Regions from separate parts of the Homo sapiens genome. Here all the other regions are linked to region 1. A link is a loop called in an ENCODE intact Hi-C map of the cell type or tissue named here. Cell type or tissue: HCT116. All regions are shown on one strand.

Region 1 (5,000 bases):
TGAAAGGGAGTTTAAGGAGTACTGACTCACATGATCCACAAGGTAAAGTCCCATAACAGGCCACCTGCAAGCTGCGGAGCAAGAAAGCCAGTCCGAGTTCCAAAACCTCAAAAGTAGGGAAGCTGAAAGTGCAGCCTTCAGTCTGTGGCAGAAGGTCTGAGAGCCCCTGGCAAACCACTGGTGTAAGTCCAAACGTCCAAAAGCTAAAGAACTTGCAGTCCAATGTTCAAGGGCAGGAAGCATCCAGCATGGGAGAAAGATGAAGACCAGAAGACTCAGCCAGTCTCATCCTTCCACGTTCCTCTGCTTGCTTTTATTCTAGCCACGCTGGCAGCTGATTAGATGGTGCCCACTCAGATTGAGGGTGGGGCTGCCTCTCACAGTCCATTGATTCAAATGTTAATCTCCTTCGGCAACCCTCTCACAGACACACCCAGGAACAATACTTTGCATCCTTCAATCCAACCAAGCTGACACTCAATATTAACCATCACACTGCTTTTGGGTTAAACAGTTTATAGGATGCCCCCTTAAAATGTAGTAGCCAAAGGAAACAACACCACGGAGCTATTTACTAGATATATAGACTATCTTGTCGATTAAACTGCCATTAAATCTACACTTCAATGTTGTCTAAGATTGCAACATTTTTCTTAACAAGGCTTGTAATATTTTTGGCCAACAAACTTTCCAAAACTTTTTCAAATAATTTGTTGCCAAACCAGGTGTCCTCCGATGAGGACTTAACGTTTAGCCATGTTGTTTCAACTGTCTTGATCCAGTTCTTCTGACCTAGTTGGGCATAATGCCCTTTAGATGCACATTTATATTTACACATATGCACACAGACTGCACAAACGTAACCCCCATACGCTCCACACAAAACTGAATACATTTACCTCAATTAATGTTGATTAAAAACAAACGTACATATAGTTAGTTCCTTCATCCCTTTAGTTAAGTAAAAATAAGTATTTCAGTTCAATACAGGAAGCATCAAAATATTTAAATACTTCTTTATACACACTGTGAAGAAAAATGTTATAAAAACATTTAACTGGTGATTGTGACAATTTGTATATAAATGTCGTATTGTAAAAAAAAATTTCTAACACATATTACAGTAACTAATTCTCACTAGGAACAAATCTGAGAATCTGCACCATGCAACTAAAATTTTCTTCCTTTGATAAAGCGGCTGAAAATTGAGAAGCAAGTTTATAATATCAATTTGTTGTGACTCACGCAAATTAATCTATTAAATTAATTTAAATTAAAATTAATTTATTTAAATGTAACTCATGTAGGACATGCTTGTTTTAATGTTACAGTGAGTTTTTTATTTATGAATTACATAGAAGCAGAATTAAGTCATATTACTTCATTGTTTACAATGGAAAAAATAAGTTTTAAGTAGTGTTATTTTTCATTGCTCAAATTCTATTCAATTCTTATACACCAAAGGAGCATCTACATGTCATTTAGCGTTTAGAGGATTAATTTATAAACTCATGGATTCCAGAGTAGCTGATGAAGAAATGACCTAAGAGTCTTTATAAAAAACTTATTTTTCTTATTTGTAAAGTAGCAACCACAAGGTGAAATTGTTTTTTTTTTTTATACAACAGCAACAACGACAACAAAAAACAACTACTAGGGAGAAAAAAGAATGATTCCCCACTAATACAAATTCATTCTCTATTGTACTAAACTCACACATTCAGATTATAGTTTCACCTTCATTTAAAATAAGTTAATTCACTTCTGGCTGTTAGTCTGAATTACTGAAAAGGTTTAAACTTTTTTTTTAATTGTGGACAAGTCCAATTAACCAGTAAAAAATTTCCAACAATGCTTGGAAAATGTTTCACCCATAAAGCAATTTCCTTAAGATGTAAGCAAGTGGCAGAAAAAAGAAAAACAATGAAAGTATGGTGAACACTGTAGCTTCAATTAAAAAAAAAAACAACCAAAGTATGAAGTTTAGCCCATGTTTGATTTCAAGAAATGCTTATAAGCAGAACGCTACTGACCTCTTGTGTATCAAGAATGTAACATAACACAAGTGCCAAAAATGGTATCTCCTAAAACTACTAAAAGACAAGGTTTAAGTAGCTTGTTTTCCCAACCAGGTAGGGAACTATTAGAGCAGAGGACACTTGACTGAGTGCTTTTATATGTTTGTTGTCTCAAAACTTTTTACTGAATCAATAAAGATGATTATTTTGATTTTTTATTGTTGCTGAAAATATATAGCAGAGAATACAACAAATTAAAGTAATAAATTTAGGACTTTTAAAAACTCTCATTTATTTTGGTAAGCCTAAAAAGCAAAAATTTGAGTTTCCATTTTAATGCTGACTATCCAATCTGTCCTGTTTTCAAATGCAAAAGTGCTTAAAAACAGCAAAGGCAAAACAAAATAGGACTTTATTGCCGTAGCCTTACACTACATTGCTTGAAGCAGTCTTTTAATCTGTTAAGTGACCTAAGAACAAAGTCCTAGCACTTTGGGAGGCGGAGGCGGGCGTATCACGAGGTCAGGAGATCAAGACCATCCTGGCTAACACGGTGAAACCCCATTTCCGCTAAAAATACAAAAAAAAAAAAATTAGCCGGGTGTGGTGACGGGCGCCTGTAGTCCCAGCTACTCGGGAGGCTGAGGCAGGAGAATGGCATGAACCCGGGAGGCGGGGCTTGCAGTGAGCCGAGATGGCGCCACTGCACTCCAGCCTGGTCGACCGAGCGAGCGAGACTCCTGCGCTCCAGCCTGGGCGACCAAGCGAGACTCTGTCTCAAAAAAAAAAAAAAAAAAAAAAATTCGTGGTAAATCTCTGTTCACCATCAGATTTCATCCAAGTTTTCTCTGATCGATAAATATTCCACTTGAAAGACCCAATCTGATGGTACAGGTAGGGAAAGATAGAGCTAAATCTATAGCCTTTGGTTTTCTAATTTAGAACACTTTCTCCCCTCCCCACTCCAAGAATAGACCTAAAAAGTAGAAGTATAAAGATGTTCCACTTTTAATGCAGAAATGTAGACAATTAGCTAGTTATTACTGTCAGTTGTACCCTCCCACCACCTCAAAACAAGCTACATTCTTTAAATGTTCTAAGCAACTTCTAGTCATATTTATGCACATCAGCTTACACGCTATATGTGTGAAAAGTGGGATATTCTTTCAGCATCAACTTGTGATTTCATAATTGCTGAAATTCTTTAAAGGAATAAAAAGTTATAGACTGCTTTTGTGACAATAAAATCAAACTTTAATTGGGGAGCCAGATAATATTGCCTTTTCTTTCCAAAATTTTAATTTATACTTTTTAGTAAAAAACATAACACATTTCTCATTCATTTAACCAATTAATCCAAAGGAAAAAAGTGAAGTACTATAATCACAGGTACACTAACAAACACTTTTACAAAGACATTCAGAAATATTTGCAGCAGGTTTTATAAGACTCTGATATAAAACAAAGTAAAATAAAACGTTTTGAAATGGCAAAATCGGTTTACCTAGCCTGAATTGCTTCAAAGAGGCATTTGCACTTCTTGTCCTGGCTTAATAAAACAAAGTAAAATAAAACATTTTGAAATTTCAAAATCAGTTTAGCCTAAATTGCTTCAAAGAGGCATTTGCACTTCTTGTCCTGGCTTAAAAACAAACCCTGAAATTACTTTCTTTTATCCAAATCAATTGACCATATTAATCTGCATAAAGTCTATGAGGATACGTTTTGATAAATGCTATAAACACAAAATTAAGGCAAATCTGATAGTTATTGTCAAATAAATAGCACATTTAGAAGGGCCTTTGTTAATAAAATGCCTCTAATGTATCCAGAGGTATAGATTTCAAAGGGCAAGTCTGTACCTGTTGCACATCTGATTCTCACAGCATTCATGAAAGAGGAGACAATGATATTCCCATTTCACTGAAAACTAAGGTGACTTGTTTAAGGTCATACAGTCCGATCAGTGGCACCAACACATTTACCAATGGCCTTGGAATACAGAGTACAGGGCTTCCTGTTGGTAGATTTACCTTCCTAACCTCACGGAGATGTGATCCAAGTATCAAAACAAGTGTGAGTCCCTTCAGGTCTGGAAAATACTCCAGCCATAACAGGTGAAGAGGAAAGTCAGCTCAAGATTTGTCATATGCTACACAATTTACAGTAAAACACTGGGAAAAGCAGGAAGCTGATGTGAGGAAGGGTGAAGAATGATTTGAAAGATTACAAAATGGCAAAGTTCCTCCAAAACCTATAATAAGCTAAAACAAACTGGAAAAAAAAAAAAAAAGGTCTTAATTGGGAAGCCAATATTCACACCAAAGGAGGGAGTGGGAGGAGAAGATGTAGGAGGAAAGCAGGAAATTATCATCTTAACAGCTCAAAGGATTTGGCACATATCCATGTTATCTAAATAATCTTGAAATTTCTTTGAGGTAGACAAATGTTAGGAATAAGTTGAGTTCATGTAAAACAAAAGAAAGAAAAAGAAAAAAAAAGAGAAGGAAGCTCTACAATCCTTAGTTATTTGTAAAAACCTCTTTTACTAAAGTGCTTAGATGCCAGCCATTTTATTCCTACATTTAAAGGCTGACTGACATTAAATATCTTATAGGTAATGGACAGAAGCCAAGTTGGGCTTTAAAAAAGGCCTAAAAGCCTATCAAAGTTTACAGTACACTTCTAACTTTTTATACCTTCTTTACTTGGAAATTATTGTTTTCTCCTCCTTGTCCCTTGGTAAGCTCCTCCTCAGTTTTCAAGTCTGAGCTCAAATTCACTTCTCCTGCGAAGTATCCATGATTCCCTCAGTCAAATGCAGCACTCCTACTCCAAAAGTCCCACTATGCTCCAAGGTCGCTTTTGCTGTGTTGTGACTGTTTGCCTGCTTGTCTCCCCACTAGACTGCAAGCTACTCAAAAGGCAATCCTGCTTTTTCATTTTTAAGTCGTCAAGACACAGCACTCTGTGGGTACTCAA
Region 2 (5,000 bases), 210 kb before region 1:
CTAGGTTGTTTGCTCCTTATGAGAATCTAATGCCTGATGATCTGTCATTGTGTCTCATCACCCCCAGATGGGACCATCTCATTGCAGGAAAACAAGCTCAGGGCTCCTACTGATTCCACATTATGGTGAGTTGTATAATCATTTCATTATGTATTACAATGTAATAATAGTAGAAATAAAGTGCACAATTAATGTAACATGCTTAAATCATCCCAAAACCATGCCCCACAATCCCGGTCCATGGAAAAATCGTCTTCCATGAAACCAGTCCCTGGTGCTAAAAAGGTCAGAGAGTGCTGCTCTAGGCAACAGCCAGGGAGGAACAAACAACCTACAGAGATCTGTTTCTTTCCAGCAACAACTTGAGTGAGCTTGAAAGTAGGTCCTTCCTGGCTGGGCGCAGTGGCTCAGGCCTGTAATCCCAGCACTTTGGAAGGCCGAGGCCGGCGGATCACAAGGTCAGGAGATCCAGACCATCCTTGCTAACACGGTGAAACCCTGTCTCTAAAAACACAAAAAAATTAGCCGGGCGTGGTGGCGGGTGCCTGTAGTCCCAGCTACTCGGGAGGCTGAGGCAGGAGAATGGCGTGAGCCTGGGAGACGGAGCTTGCAGTGAGCCGAGATCGCACCACTGCATTCCAGCCTGGGTGACAGAGCGAGACTCCGTCTCAAAAGAAGAAAAAAAAAGAAAGTAGGTCCTTCCTCACTTGAGCCTTGAGATGGAGTAGCCCAGGCCAACAGCATGGTTGTAGCCTGTGACAATTCATGAAGTTGGAGACCCAGTTAAACTGTGCCTGAGTTTCTGACCAACAGAAACTGGGAAATAACTGTTATTTCTTGCAAGAATATCAAGGAACATACGTTTGCTACCCATGGATAGCAGAAGCATTATTAACAAAATGAAGAAAATATTTTAGAAAAGGAAAAATCAGAATGATTAGAAGGATACATACATCGAAAGGTTGACAAGTTTGATCATCTTAGGAAGAGCTGTAATGGCACATGGGAACAGCAGTGATGACCTTTGCCCGTATATAGTGTTGTATTATATTGTTTTACTTGTTGCAAGTAGCATGAATTACCACTGGAATTTGAGAAAAAATGAAATATATAAAATTTCTAAATAAACACAGTATTAAAATAGTGTGGTGGGGGCACTTTTTTCCCTAGTATTTGCTGTTTTCTTTCTGTGAAGGAAGCTGATATAATTTCTAGACTATCCCTGCCCCTTTGCTCACCCCAAGGCAAGATGAAAGGTAGGATTAGAAGATGTACTAATTGATCGACCTGGGGAGACTGACTTTGCAGACATTGCCCAATTCAGCTCCTCTTCCCCTTGGAAATAAAATGCCATCAGGGAGCAGGCATTCTGCTCCATTTCTTCCAGGACAGGATTTCTCCCTGCAGGATTGGCACTGGCTGGGCAAGGAACTGTGCCCACTTCTGGAGTTCATCTGGCAAGCCCATTTGACTCGATCACTAAGCTACCTCTGTGTTGATCTTCCATCTGCCTTACTATTTGTTTTATTTCTCAATTTACTCAGAATTGGGGCAGAAAAGAGAAATGTTATTTGTTGATATTCTTTAAAAAGCAACAGTTTTAGTTGCAGAAAAAAATTTAGAATACAAACACAAAAGTGGTTTGTAGTGTATATAAATTTTATCTAAACACACTGTAAATAAATATGAACTCTAGTCAGTTGAAGGAACAATGGTTTTATTGAGGAAATGGCCTCAAGATGGGAACAAAAATATCCTGAAGGATTGTTGGTCCCTTTCCCATGGGGGATTGAGAGTTAAGCCCAAGGGGTCAAGAGATCAAAAAGAGAATTGTTACGAGGGATGTTTCCTAATCTACTTTTGATGTTTCCTTCCTATGCTGGGAACACAGTTAAATGACTCTGACTCTGTCCTAGATTGTGGGACAAAATATGCTCACTCCTGGTCTCTGTCTGCCATTTACTCATTTCACCCCAAGGTGGCAGTGGTGTGGTGATTTGTTCTATTGGTTAATTATGGATAACTACATTGAGCATACATAGCCCAGTTTTACCCTTCTCTTGAAAGCAAGCCATTTACAGGAAACATGCATTCTGCTCTGCTCCTCCTGGGACACGCTCTGCCCATGAAGGGTGAAAGGGCAAAAGATCTGCCTCAGTGCTCTTTTGATTGGGTGGGTAAGTGTTTCTAATTAGTGGGTTCAGCCAGCAGCTATACCAGGCTCTCCCACTAAACTATGATCTCCCAATTTCACTTCTAGTTATAAAGATGAAGTTTTGATTTCCCATCTGCCTTACTTTTTATTACTTAATTTGTTCAGAAGAGGATATGCAGGAAAAATCTCCCCTCAAAGATGCCGATGTGATTCTATGTGACGTTTTTCATTCTAAAGAGTTTTTTGAAAGCGGGGGTTTCTGTTATTCTCGGACACTTGGATGGATTGATAATGTTCCCAGTGTTTTCCCACACTCTAGGACAGAGTCAGTGACTGATGTTCCGCCTTTGATTATAGGCTAAATTGTAGTTAGGGAGGACCCAACTTTTATAACATAATGTATTTAACTTATTAAGTATTCTGCTCAATACCAGGTCCAACTTAATGTTCATGAAAAAAAATCCTTAATGTGGATAAGGATATTCACCATATTATGTGTGACTCAATGAGTTTATATGAATTACAAAAGGTTACAAAGATAATCAATACCAATCAACCAAGCCTAGTTCTGGTTCTAACTTCAGGAATCTTTTTGCCATATGATGCAGTTGATTTGCAAAATCCATTAACTCTGCTGCTTGATGAGGAGTCAGAAAAATAGTGAGCTCTGAATAGACATGATGTTCAATGGCATTTGTGTTTAAAGTATAAAATAAAATTTAAGGGAATATAGGAATTGTGATATTACCTAAAGCAGTATAGGATCCGTGGGGTCCTCCTGTTGGAGTCCAATCTCACTTTGTCTGGTTCTGAGGCAAATGAGCATCATTATCTTCCCAGCAATATTTTAGAGTTAGCAACTGCTACATCATTTTTAAATGAGAAAATACTCTGATCTCTCCTGAACTGTTCTTCTCTCCAGAATCAGAGAGGAAACTGCAGCTCTTAGAAGCTCCTCACACAATTTCTGGTTTGTAGTATCTTGAAAGTTGAGTATTGATGGTTTGCCTTTGCATCTTTTAAATTTCTTTTTCTCTTTTTCCCATCTTCATCTTTTGTCTGTTACAGCTGATAATGAGTACGGATCAGCAGAGAAACTACTAAAACCCAGTTTCTTCCCTGCAAGCCTGGCCCTAGCAAATATTAATGGAAATAGATTTCTCTTCATCTGCGGGCTGCTTCCTCGGATTGGCCTTCATGTTTCTTTCCATTCCCATCCCATCATCAGGAAATCAGCATCTTAACTGTGGAGGATAACGTCTCCTAGGGTGTTAGTGAGAGAGGAGGGCCCAAAGGCCTTGGTCAGATGGTATTTACACATTTTAGACTGGAGCTTTTCTATGTAGTCATAGTTAATGTAACAGTACAGATGTCTGCCCAGTAAACTTTCTGGATAAGATCAGTTTTCCCAGGCAGGGCTATTTACAGTTCTCATATCATAGTGTGAAGGGAGCTTTTGTATTTCCCTTGTAGGACTAAGCCTGCTCCCAGGAAATAGGTAAAATAAAACAAGGTAAAAATGAAATGTGCTATCTCGGGGACCCCAAATAAGTGGTAATTTCACTGTAGCACTCTGTAGGTGAAATTGTTTAGTGTTGTGACACATAAAGTCCTTATCATTCAAAGCCCTAAATTTAGAAGGTGATAAAAGTCTTCTGTCCTCTTGGTTTCTTTAGCTTTCTATTATTAAACCTTGAAGCAGCCAAAGGTGAATAAAGAAACCTCTTGTGTCAGGAATTGATATCTTCATTTGAGATGATGTATTCATCCATTTTTATAAATTATTATTAATGAAACAGAAACCAATAATATATTATCAGCCCAGCATATTTTAATCACATTTCTTACTATTTTATTAATAATTAAATAGTATTTTAACTAAAATATAACTAAATATTATCATCTGTGGTAATCAACTTTCACTAAGAGAGGAGGCCAGACACTTCGGTGGTTTTAAATCCTTTTTTTAAATTTCAACATCTTGTCATTGTCAAGAAGTTTCTACTGACCCCTCCCTTCTCCCAAGTGCACATCACTGAGCCTGCACTTGCATTAAGACATTCCCTTCAGATCAGGCTCTCCCAGCAAAGCGTGGACAGAAAGTCACACATTCCAAGGTGCATAGCTCCAAATATATGGATATATTCTTAGATGGAGTCAGAATCCTTGAGACAATCTGTTTCAAAGGGTAAATGTGGATGGTTTTGCAAAGATACATATAGTTTTACCCTCACTAGCTAGCTGAAATAAGTTCCTTGTGAAAAAGAGCAAATACCAATCAATTTCATCAACTCAGTATATGTTGCATATAATCAGCCCAGAAAACTGTTTTATACAACATCCAAAGCAGGCAATGAATGAAAAAAAGTGCATTTCTAACAGAGTTCCATTGACATGTATACATTCATCTAATACATATTCATGACTGGCACTTTATTGCAAAAAGTTTCAATTAATATTAACAATACTAAGGGAAGCAGAAGATTTTAACAAAGTCCTCTCCAGATGCCTTGATAAACAATAGCAATATGTAGAAATCTGGTGATTCATATTTTCTAAGAAGTTTAAAATGTATCTTAAATAGAAAATATTTTCAGAATCTGAGGTAACCACTTCATCTCTGCTAGTACTTTTCTCAGTATTATAGAGTTTTAAGAGCTTTCTCTTTAATGTCTGCTGGAAGGTGGCATTCAGCTAAGAATTAAGTCCTGAAATGAATGTGTCTTTCCTTAATTAGGAATTTCAATCAAATACCAAGAATTGACATCTTGAAGCTAAGGATTGTCGATGAAAAGAGTCAAACTCTGATAATATTTGAAGAGATTTATTCTGAGCCAAATGTGAG
Region 3 (5,000 bases), 570 kb before region 1:
TAAGGTTAAATCCTTCTCCCACAATCTGGATTTTCAGGTTCCCCAGTGGGGATGTGTGTTTGGAGGCAGGTTTGCCCCTCCTCTCACACTTTGGGAACTCACAGCTTTTCACCTGTCTCATGGAATTTGCAGTGGCCTGCTACTTCTTTCAAAGGATCTGTGAATTGTTTTGGTTTTCCTGGTACTTTTCTGTGGTGGTTCCTGGAGCAAAAGTCCATGGCGTGAGTCTCCACATGTTCTGTCTTTCCAAATGGGAGCTGCACGTTAGCCCTGTCTCCGATCCTCCATCTTCCTCCTCTCTCTTCTTTATTAGAATTTAAAGATAAGAAACTTGTTGTGAGGAGTAGAAAACATTTTGAAGATGATGCCAAGTCCTGTGGGTGAGTTCTGGCTTTGCATTTAACTCCTTGTATGACTTTTAGCCGGATAAAACTTCTCTGAGTTTGTTTTTTCATCTCTAGATGGAAATAATCCCATCTGGCCTGCCTCACATGGCTGTTGTGGAAGTTTACATGAGAAAAAAATATCTGAAAACACATTCTAATCTGTGCCATGTCCATCAATGTGAGGTGTAGGTGGGCATATTGGCTCATGCCTATAATCCAGCACTTTGGGAGGCTGAGGAGGGAGAATCTCTTGAGGCCAGAAGTTTGAGACCTGGGCAACATAGGGATGCCCAATCTCTATTAAAAAAAAAAAAAAAAAAAAGAAGTGAAGTGTTATCCACAAGAATGTCCAGCACAGAGAAAGACATAGAGCAAGTTCTTAATATACATATATTTTTTAAATTGTATCTTGGAATACTTGGAAATTTACGGAAAATTTGCAAAGATAATACGAAGAGTTCCCATACACCCCTCACTCAGTTTTAGTTTCCCCTAATGTTATCATTGTTATACAATGGTAAATATGTCCAAATGAAAAAAACCAACATTGATACAGGACTATTAACTAAATCCTATACTTTCACCAAACTGATATCCCAGTTTTTCTCCTAATGTCCTTTTTCAGCTCCAGGATCCCATGCAGAATACTATGCTGCATTTAATCCTCAGGTCTCTGTAGTCTCCTCTGCTCTGCAACAGTTTCTAAGTCATTCCTTGATTTTCATGATTTTGACAGTTTTGAGGAGTTCTGGTCAGGTATTTTGTAGGACAGCCCCCAATCCGGGTTGGTCTGTTGGAGTCATGGGATTTTGGAAGGAAAACCATGATGCTGAAGTGCCCTTTTTTCATATAATATCAGGTGTAGTTGGTGTCCATATGACATTATTGGCAATGCTCACCTGAGTCACTGGGTTAAGGTAGCATCTGCCAGCCTTCTCCACCGAAAAGTTACTATTTTTCCCTTTCCATACTCTAGTCTTTGTAAGTGAGTCATTCAGTGGAGTCTATCTTCAAGGGTTAGGGGGATAAATTCCACCTCTTTGGTGGAGTGGGAGATGGGGAAATATATACCTATATTATTTGGAATTCTTCTGTAAGGAAACAGTATTTTTTTTTTTTTTTTTTTTTTGAGATAGAGTTTCACTCTTGTGGCCCAGGCTGGAGTGCAATGGCACGATCTTGGCTCACTGCAAACTCCGCCTCCTGGGTTCAAGCAATTCTCCTGCCTCAGCTTCCTGAGTAGCTGGGATTACAGGTGCCCACCACCACACCCCGCTAATTTTTGTATTTTTAGTAGAGACGGGGTTTCATCATGTTAGTCAGTCAGGTCTCGAACTCCTGACCTCAGGTGATCCACCCACCTTGGCCTCTCAAAGTGCTGGGATTACGGGCATGAGCCACCATGCCCGGCCAGGAAACAGTATATTTTAAACCATCGAATAACAGGAACAATATTGATTGATATGAGGTTCAGTTTTTATTCTCTGCTTACTTAACTTCTGGTAAGAAAGCTAAGATTAACCTTTCAGACAATAGGCAGAGTGCAGGTGGGGGAATGAAGAGTCACTAAAGACCGAGAAAACCCACAAATTAGAGAATAAGCCTCTTTATGCCTGAGAGTTGACTGTCATTCCAGCTACCCCATTGCCAAAGAGCAGAGCTTCCTAATATGGGAAAGCATACTCCTGTGATAACAGCAGATGTCGCTATTGAGTAACGGCCGTGTAGCTTCTCCCTCACGGGGTCTTTGCCTAAATACTAAGCTCTTGCTGTAGACTGAAGAAGCAACATTCTATACCTATCATTTAAATTCTTCCCTGGAAGATATTTTAAAATTTAAATAAGAAACATAATATTTATTCAGTTTCTGCAAACTGATCAAAGTAAACACTGTGTGGGGGTTTCTATATCAATTCTAAAGTCTGATATAGACTATTTTAGTGGAAACATGGGTAAGTATTCCATTTAATTTATTGTTTTGTCAGTAGACTTTCTTAAACATTTGATACTCAGATGTATCTCTATTCTTGCAATGATAAATATGGACAACAATATGAAGAATTAGAAGGTCACGGATACTTTTGAGACAGTATGTTTTGTATTCTATCCACAAAACTCATTTTCAAAAATAATTGTTAGTTAGAATTGATATAAATCAGTTAGGGCTATTGATTGCATGTATGAGTTAATGTTATTTAAGAAGGATTTCAAGATTGTACTAATGAACCCAAAGTACTCTATGGAACCCAAAGTGCTTTCACATCTTAAAGTTACTTAGTAGGACCATCTGGGCCTCAAATTGTTGAGTCCAGTATTTTCTTTGTCTCTGCTAAGGTGGCTGCTAAACTGGATTGTCAAGATAGGCTCAGAAATAGGGAGGCAGAAAGAAAACAAAGTTAGAGTTGGACTTGATTAGAGCAAGAAAAATCTCACTTTTGGAGGCTTTTCTCTCAGAATTCTTTTTTATGTTTTATTTTTTATTTTTGAGACAGAGTCTTGCTCTTGTCGCCCAGGCTGGAGTGCAATCACGCGATCTCGGCTCACTGCAACCTCCACCTCCCAGGTTCAGGTGATTCTCCTGCCTCAGCCTCCCAAGTAGCTGGGATTACAGGTGCCTGCCATCACGCCAGGCTAATTTTGTTTGTATTTTTAGTAGAGATGGGGTTTCACCATGTTGGCCAGGCTGGTCCTGAACTCCTGACCTCAGGTGATCCATACACCTCGGCCTCCCAAAGTGCTGGGATTACAGGTGTGAGCCACCGTGACCAGCCCTCTCTCAGATTTCTTGAGCTCAGAGTAAACATATATTTCTATCACTTCTCCATTGTTTGATTTTCATTAAAATGTATCAAAGTATCAGACATCATGTCCATTGAGAAGTCTTTATTGGCCACCATTTTGTTCAAGATAGTAAGCTGATCAATACATCAAAATTAGGGTACTGTTTGATGTTTTTATTTCTATGAAAAACTTGGTCAGAATTTGTCTTTTCTTTGAAAATAAACTGTGGAAAACATAATAGATTGCATGTTGAATAATCATGTTTTTAAAAGAAGGTTCATATTAGTTTCATATAACAATTTATCTTAAAAGGGTAAGTCAGACATTTATTGTAAGTTTGACTGTGTTGGATTATTTCTTGCTAACTGATCCTAGAATAATAAAAGAGAAAACTTATTATTGATACAATAATAGCCACCATTTATTGAGCAGTTGCTACATGTCAGGCATGGCTTTAAGTATTTTACATATATTATCTTATTTAGTCTTTAGAATAACTCTATGGGCAGAGATTATTATCTCTACCTTGCCCATGAGCATATTGAGTTTTAGACACAGGCTAAGTGTATTAGTCCCTTTTCACACTGCTGATAAAGACATACCTGAGACTGGGCAATTTACAAAGAAAGAGGTTTAATTGGACTTATAGTTCCATGTGGCTGGGGAAGCCTCACAAACATGGCGGGAGACAAGGAGGAACAAGTCATGTCTTACATGAATGGCAGCAGGCAAAGAGAGAGCTTGTGCAGGTAAATTCTTGTTTTTAAAGCACCAGGTCTCATGAGACTCATTCACTATCACAAGAACAGCACAGGAAAGACCCACCCCCATAATTCAATCACCTCCCACCAGATTCTTCCTACAACGCATGGGAATTGTGGGAGTTACAAATCAAGATGAGATTTGGGTGGGGACACAGCCAAACCATATCACTAAGTAACTTACCTGAGATAAGAAAACCAGGGAGTGGCAATGCCCAAATCTGCCTCCTCTAAACTACACCTGGCCTTCCTCTCACAGGAGGTATTTCTATGGCTAAATCAAATTCAGATCAATCCTGTCTTGGTAGCAGCAAATCATTATGCTATTTCTGATGCTTCTACTTAAGTTTATTACATGTCAACACTTGAAGAAAATCTGAAAAAAGCACGTAGACAAAAAAATCTTTTCTTTTTAATATTAAACAGAAAAAAGCAATTGGAATTATGTTCATTGTACTATGTTATGTTTAGGGTCTTGACCTTAGCATGCTCCTGGCAAACCAATTGTCCCCTATAATTCATCTTAAAAGAGATTGTCAGACATTTACTGTAGATTTGAATGTATTGAACTGTTTTTAACTAAATAACTTCTAAGATGGCAGAATAGAAATTATGAAGAACCTGGGTAGGGAAATAAATGATTTAAAACTGATGGTTTGGATGAATTTAGTACATTTGGATGCCTGACATCAGATTGTTCATCGTTCTCCAGCACTGATTAGTACTGATTAGTGTAATGGAATTATTATTATGGCTTTAAAAAAATTAAAGAGTATTATTTTATCTAAGTAGTATATGAATAAGAAATGGGAGAAAAGTTAATCAGTGGCACAATGGTGCATTCATTCACCTATATCCCTGCTGTGGTTTGTTTAATCTTCAAAAAGTTTATCTCACGTAGCTAACATACTACAGCAAGAAATTTTCTGATACCAACCTGACTGGCTATTGGTAATTACTTTATCAGTCTCATTCCACAAACTTTATGTAAATCATTGCTATAGGCTGAATGTTTATAACCCTCACAACATTCAAACATTGAGACCTAACTCCCAATGTGACGGTATTCAGA
Region 4 (5,000 bases), 630 kb before region 1:
AACCCTTCTTGCCCTCTGATCCCACAATGATGACGATAGGCTTAAGTTTACAGTTCTTCCCAGCGAGAAGACCAAAAGATTCCTTTCTGGAAAAATTGAATGTCTTCAAGGAAAAAAAAAGAAACGAAACTTTTTCTTGTTATTTAACATTTTGAGAGGTTATATAATTCTGTCAGCCAGTTTGGAAAAAATGGAATAGCTTAAAAAATTAATTAGATGAAAAAACAAGTGATTTCTAACCCAAGGAAAGACACAAAGTTATAAAAGAAAGAACATGCAATCACTGTAATGTCACTGTAATGAAAATGAAAAATGTGTGGGTAGGTACTATGGCTCAGACCTATAGTCCCAGCACTTTGGGAGGCCGAGGTAGGCACATCGCTTGAGCTCAGGAGTTTAAGACCAGCCTGGGCAACACAGTGAGATCCTATCTCTACTAAAAATTAAAATTAAAAAATCAGCCAGGAGTGGTGGTGCATGCCTGGATACCCTAGCTACCTGGGAGGCTGAGATGAGAGGATCACTTGAGCCTGGGAGGTTGAGGCTGCAGTGAGCTGTGTTCGTGCTACTGCACTCCAGCCAGGTTGACAGAGCGAGACCCTGTCTCAAAAAAAAAGGAAAAGAAAATAGAAAATGTGGTCTAACTGTACTATGATGTATGAAGGAGATAAAGAGAACATATGTGTGTACTATCTGTGTTGGGGGAGGAGACAGAGTGGGTAGAAGGCTAAATCCTCACATTTCACAATAGAGAATCAATAGAAAATAGTTAACATAGATAATCAAAGCATATTCTTTTTAACTATAGATCTAGAATATAGAATTTACAAAAGAAGCAATTAATAACATTGAAAATGGTTGACAAAAGACCTAGAGGTGAGGAAGAGTAAAATAGGTGACATAGATTTTCTTTTTATAACTTTGACTCTTTTTAAAAAGTACATGTATTACTTTGAAAAATATAATTAAAATACACATCTTAAATTTCCAAACATAAAAATATTCTCAGATGAAACTTTTTTTAATGGGAAAATAAAGCTTCAAAAAAGCAATTTCTCTCTAATATCTGTAACTACTAAACTTTAAATGATTATAACAGAAAGCCAGGATACCTCAGTAATGGGTCCTTCTCTTGTACCTCGGAGAAGACTCATTTCATCAGAAGTCAGTTGGAACTTGGATAAGAAGGCATCTGCAACTTGAGCTCTTATCTCTAATTTTTGGCTGTAATTTTCAAAACAAGCAATAAAAATCAAGCATCTTACACAGTTGCATAGCTTTAAAACAAATTCTATCTCAGACATAATAAATTTTTAAAACAAAGGTATGAAAAGTTCTCAATATTTTCAAAAGTCTTGTTTCTGCCTCAAATATTAGAATTTTATCAGACATGTAGGTGATAAAATTAGCTAATATTGTTCTATTTCAGATACTTGCACACAATAAATGGAGTTGATCATTACGCAAAAGAACAAATAAGTCCATGCATGGTCCCTGCATTACAAATTTGCAGCCACTTACAAGTACTTAAATAGTTCACCTTGCAGTTTGCTAGATGCTTTTATAAGAGAGAAATATGTTCCTGTTTTCAACCAATTTCTTTTCAGTCACTAAAACAATTCCTAAGCCTTTTAAGTTTTCACATGACGTACATATCAAAAATCAAATTTATTAGTTTATTTTATGTTATAGAAGAACTCCTTTATTAATTCTCCATAAATTGCTAGTCACTTATCCACTTTGGTCTTCCCCACTTTTTCTACAAAATATAGTAATAAAAACAACCTTTTAAATTATATGAGTGCAACCTATCTAAACTAGCTGACGGAAAAAGGCACACTCAAGGACCTATGGGACTGAGAAGAATCAATACCCACAGGCAAGTTAGGAACACAAACTACTTGAACAGAAACTCAACATTCCTGGTTTCTGTATCTCAGAACTGAAAATATATAAATAAAGTTATAAAAGTATTTCACTAGCAATATTCAGAGAATAGTAATATTCCACAATTAAACAAAATTCAAATAAGAATGAACAAAGATAAACATAAACACTATTTGTATAGATGGTACAATGCATCTGCCACCTCTGTTTTATTTGCACCTTTGGGATGGAGGTTTTAAATTCAAAGTTGAATGCTAATGCTCCTACTGAATAAAGAAATTTACAAGCAAAAATCCTCCAGGTGGCAGCAAAGATCTGTTTATTTCAAATGATAAATCACCTAATTGAATATACACAGATTTAAATGTCATGTTCTTAATCATCTTATTATTGATATCTAAAAGTTATCTTAATATTTATCTTATTTTTGCTTTGTTGCCTGTGCTTTTGAGGTCTTATTCAAAAAATTCTTGCCCAGTCCAATTTCATGAAACAATTCTCCTATTTTTTTTCTGGTAGTTATACAACTTGGGGTCGTATAGTTTACTCTTTAATCCATTTAGAGTTTATTTTTATGTATGGTGAGAGATCATGGTTATCAGAGGTTGGGGAAGATAGTGGGGAGAAGGGGACAGGAAGAGATTGGTCAACGAGTACAAAGTTACAGTTAGGAAGAGTAAGTTCTACTGTTCTATTACAAACTAGGGTGACTACAGCAAATAACAATGCAGTGGTATTTCAAGATAGCGAAGAGTTTGAATATTGTCACCACAAAGAAATGATAAATGTTTAAAGTGATAGATATGGTAATTACCTTGAAACATTACATTGTACCCCATAAATATATATAATCATTATATGTCAATTATAAATTAAAAATGAATTTTTAAAAGCTTAAAGAGTTACCTTAACAGGTTTTGTTTTATATTTTTAAAAGTTCCAGTCATTATCATTAAGAATTTAAAGTAATTATAAAATTTCATCAAATTCCTTGAGACTATGCAAATTAACCATGTGAAATAAAATGTTTTTGGGAGCTTTTTTGGATCTATCTTTAGAATCAATTTATTAGGCACAAAGGAAAATTTGTCTCTTTAGTTTATAGTTTCATTTTGTTGTAACCAAAACAAATGCTACCCACCTTGATCATACCCCTTAATCATTACAATTCATTCCAAATAATGTGGATCTAAAAATCAATCATGAGATAAAGACAGAAACACAGGCTCTATATATAGCTACAAAAGAGATGGTGCAAAAATATTTTTATAATGGGCACAGTACTAAAACAAGAGTTTAATATATCAAGATGGTAACTTTAAAAGTAGTGACAATAAATTCTAATATATTTTTTATTATCATATTACTCTAGTTTTACCACATGTATTCTTTCCAGGTAAATTTTCACAACCATTCTGACAGGAAGTTATTGTTAGATGGTCCAGTGATTTGGTTTGGGAATATTCACTCATTCAAATAACATTATTGGAGACTCACAATGTATAAGGCCTATGCCAGAGACGAGTGTGATAAAAGGCACTTATGACACAGACCTTGTCCTTACTTTACATCAACATATGGAACTTTTAGAGGGCTTTCAATGTCTAAGTAAAAAGTATAGGAGATAAATATTAACATAACATATAAATTATAACTTCTAGCGTATTTAAGATTATGTTTGTGCAATCACTGTATATTATATAAATAAATAATAATATGTGAAATATACACTATGGAAAAATACATAATAGATCAAACTGAGGTAGATCTATATGTACTAACAAAATGATCCATAAGGCATTTTATAGGTATAAAAAGTTGCGAGAAAGTATGTATAGGAATCCCCACTTATTTTTAAGAAGTAATTACAATGGTCCCCCCTTATCCTCGGGGGATATAGTCCAAGACCCTCCAGTGGATGCCTGAAACTGCTGACGGTACCAAATCCTACACGTACTGTTTTTCAATCTGATAACTGAGACGGCTACTAAGTGACTACTGAGTGGTGGTGTATATAGCATCACACATTAGAAAAAGGGATGACTGATGTCCCACCAAAGTGGGAGCCAACCACTTGAGATTTCATCATGCTACTCAAAATGGTACATAATTTAAAGCTTACAAATTGCTTATTTCTGAAATTCTCCATTTATTACTTTCAGACTGCAGTTGACCATAAGTAATGGAAACCACACAAAGCAAAACCATAGACAAGGTTGGGAATTACTGTATATAAACACATGTACATCAATTTTCAGTATGTCCAGTCGTATACTGCCTAAGTATTTAAAATAAACGGACTACTTAATTTTCATGATTCCTTCAAATCAGCCCAGAACATGATTTATGAATCCTGTGGTACTTTTCTTTTTCTTGAAAACTTATCTCTGTCGTATCTTAATTCTACCTCTAGGTTCACCTACACCAAATAATTTCGAAATAATTTTTTAAATGGACATAAGATATAAACCAAAACAAAAAAAGTAAAGAAATATAAATGGCAAAACAAAATGAGAAACATGTCGATTCATCACTATTCGATGATATGTAAATTAAATGGTGTGATACCGGGGCCTGTCGTGGGGTAGGGGGAGGGGGGAGGGATAGCATTTGGAGATATACCTAATGTAAATGACGAGTTAATGGGTGCAGCACACCAACATGGCACGTGTATACATATGTAACAAACCTGCACGTTGTACACATGTACCCTAGAACTTAAAGTATAATTTAAAAAAAATTAAAAATAAAAATAAAAAATAAAATGGTGTGATAATATTTTTCATCTACATTGGCAAAGTTTTTAAAGATGATATCTAATGCTGATAAGGGTTTAATAAAATAGACAGAATGGAAGTAGAAATTGTGATAATCTTTTTTGAGAAAAATTTAGGCATTATATTTCAGGACACTTCCAAAAATGATCCTCTTGATATAAAAAATCATAGGAAAATGAACATAAAATATTAAGGGAAAAAAGTAAAATATTAACAATACACACACATACTCACTCTGGAAGGAAATATACCAAAATATTAATTGTGGTTCTATCTGAGTGGTAGAGTTATATATGATTTTAGTTTTCCTTAAATTTTATACAATAGATTTATATT

The links. Hi-C counts contacts between places; a loop is a spot of excess contacts. Peaks named below come from ENCODE experiments on the same cell type or tissue, not always from the same donor. Only the 100,000 strongest peaks of a DNase experiment are listed, where the experiment ranks them.
Region 2: a loop joins it to region 1, with 9 times the contacts of the local background. A loop is called at or near these places in 46 of 110 quality-filtered maps.
Region 3: it touches region 1 in a loop (11-fold over the local background); 84 of 110 quality-filtered maps call a loop at or near these places.
Region 4: it touches region 1 in a loop (19-fold over the local background); 41 of 110 quality-filtered maps call a loop at or near these places.

What each region holds. Positions count from the first base shown.
Region 1 is chr13:39,048,359-39,053,358 of GRCh38, reverse strand. It overlaps NHLRC3 (NHL repeat containing 3), which reads right to left. Exons shown (of 7, transcript NM_001012754.4): 7 at 3,250-5,000. It overlaps LOC105370169 (a long non-coding RNA gene), which reads right to left and starts at 287. Exons shown (of 5, transcript NR_187783.1): 1 at 31-287. In HCT116, a CTCF peak has its summit at 2,060; a DNase peak (open chromatin) is centred at 2,048.
Region 2 is chr13:39,260,133-39,265,132 of GRCh38, reverse strand. LOC107984579 (a long non-coding RNA gene) reads left to right here and starts at 3,970. Exons shown (of 3, transcript XR_001749843.1): 1 at 3,970-4,995. RefSeq lists a silencer at 1,886-1,935. In HCT116, a CTCF peak has its summit at 1,983 (motif pointing right); a DNase peak (open chromatin) is centred at 1,992; H3K27me3 peaks cover 227 bases.
Region 3 is chr13:39,613,372-39,618,371 of GRCh38, reverse strand. No RefSeq gene overlaps it. Among named protein-coding and RNA genes, the nearest start is that of LHFPL6, 13 kb to the right of the region's middle. In HCT116, a CTCF peak has its summit at 2,087 (motif pointing right); a DNase peak (open chromatin) is centred at 2,141.
Region 4 is chr13:39,673,692-39,678,691 of GRCh38, reverse strand. It overlaps COG6 (component of oligomeric golgi complex 6), which reads right to left. Exons shown (of 19, transcript NM_020751.3): 5 at 1,113-1,224. Among named protein-coding and RNA genes, the nearest start is that of MIR4305, 12 kb to the right of the region's middle. In HCT116, a CTCF peak has its summit at 2,218 (motif pointing right); a DNase peak (open chromatin) is centred at 2,181.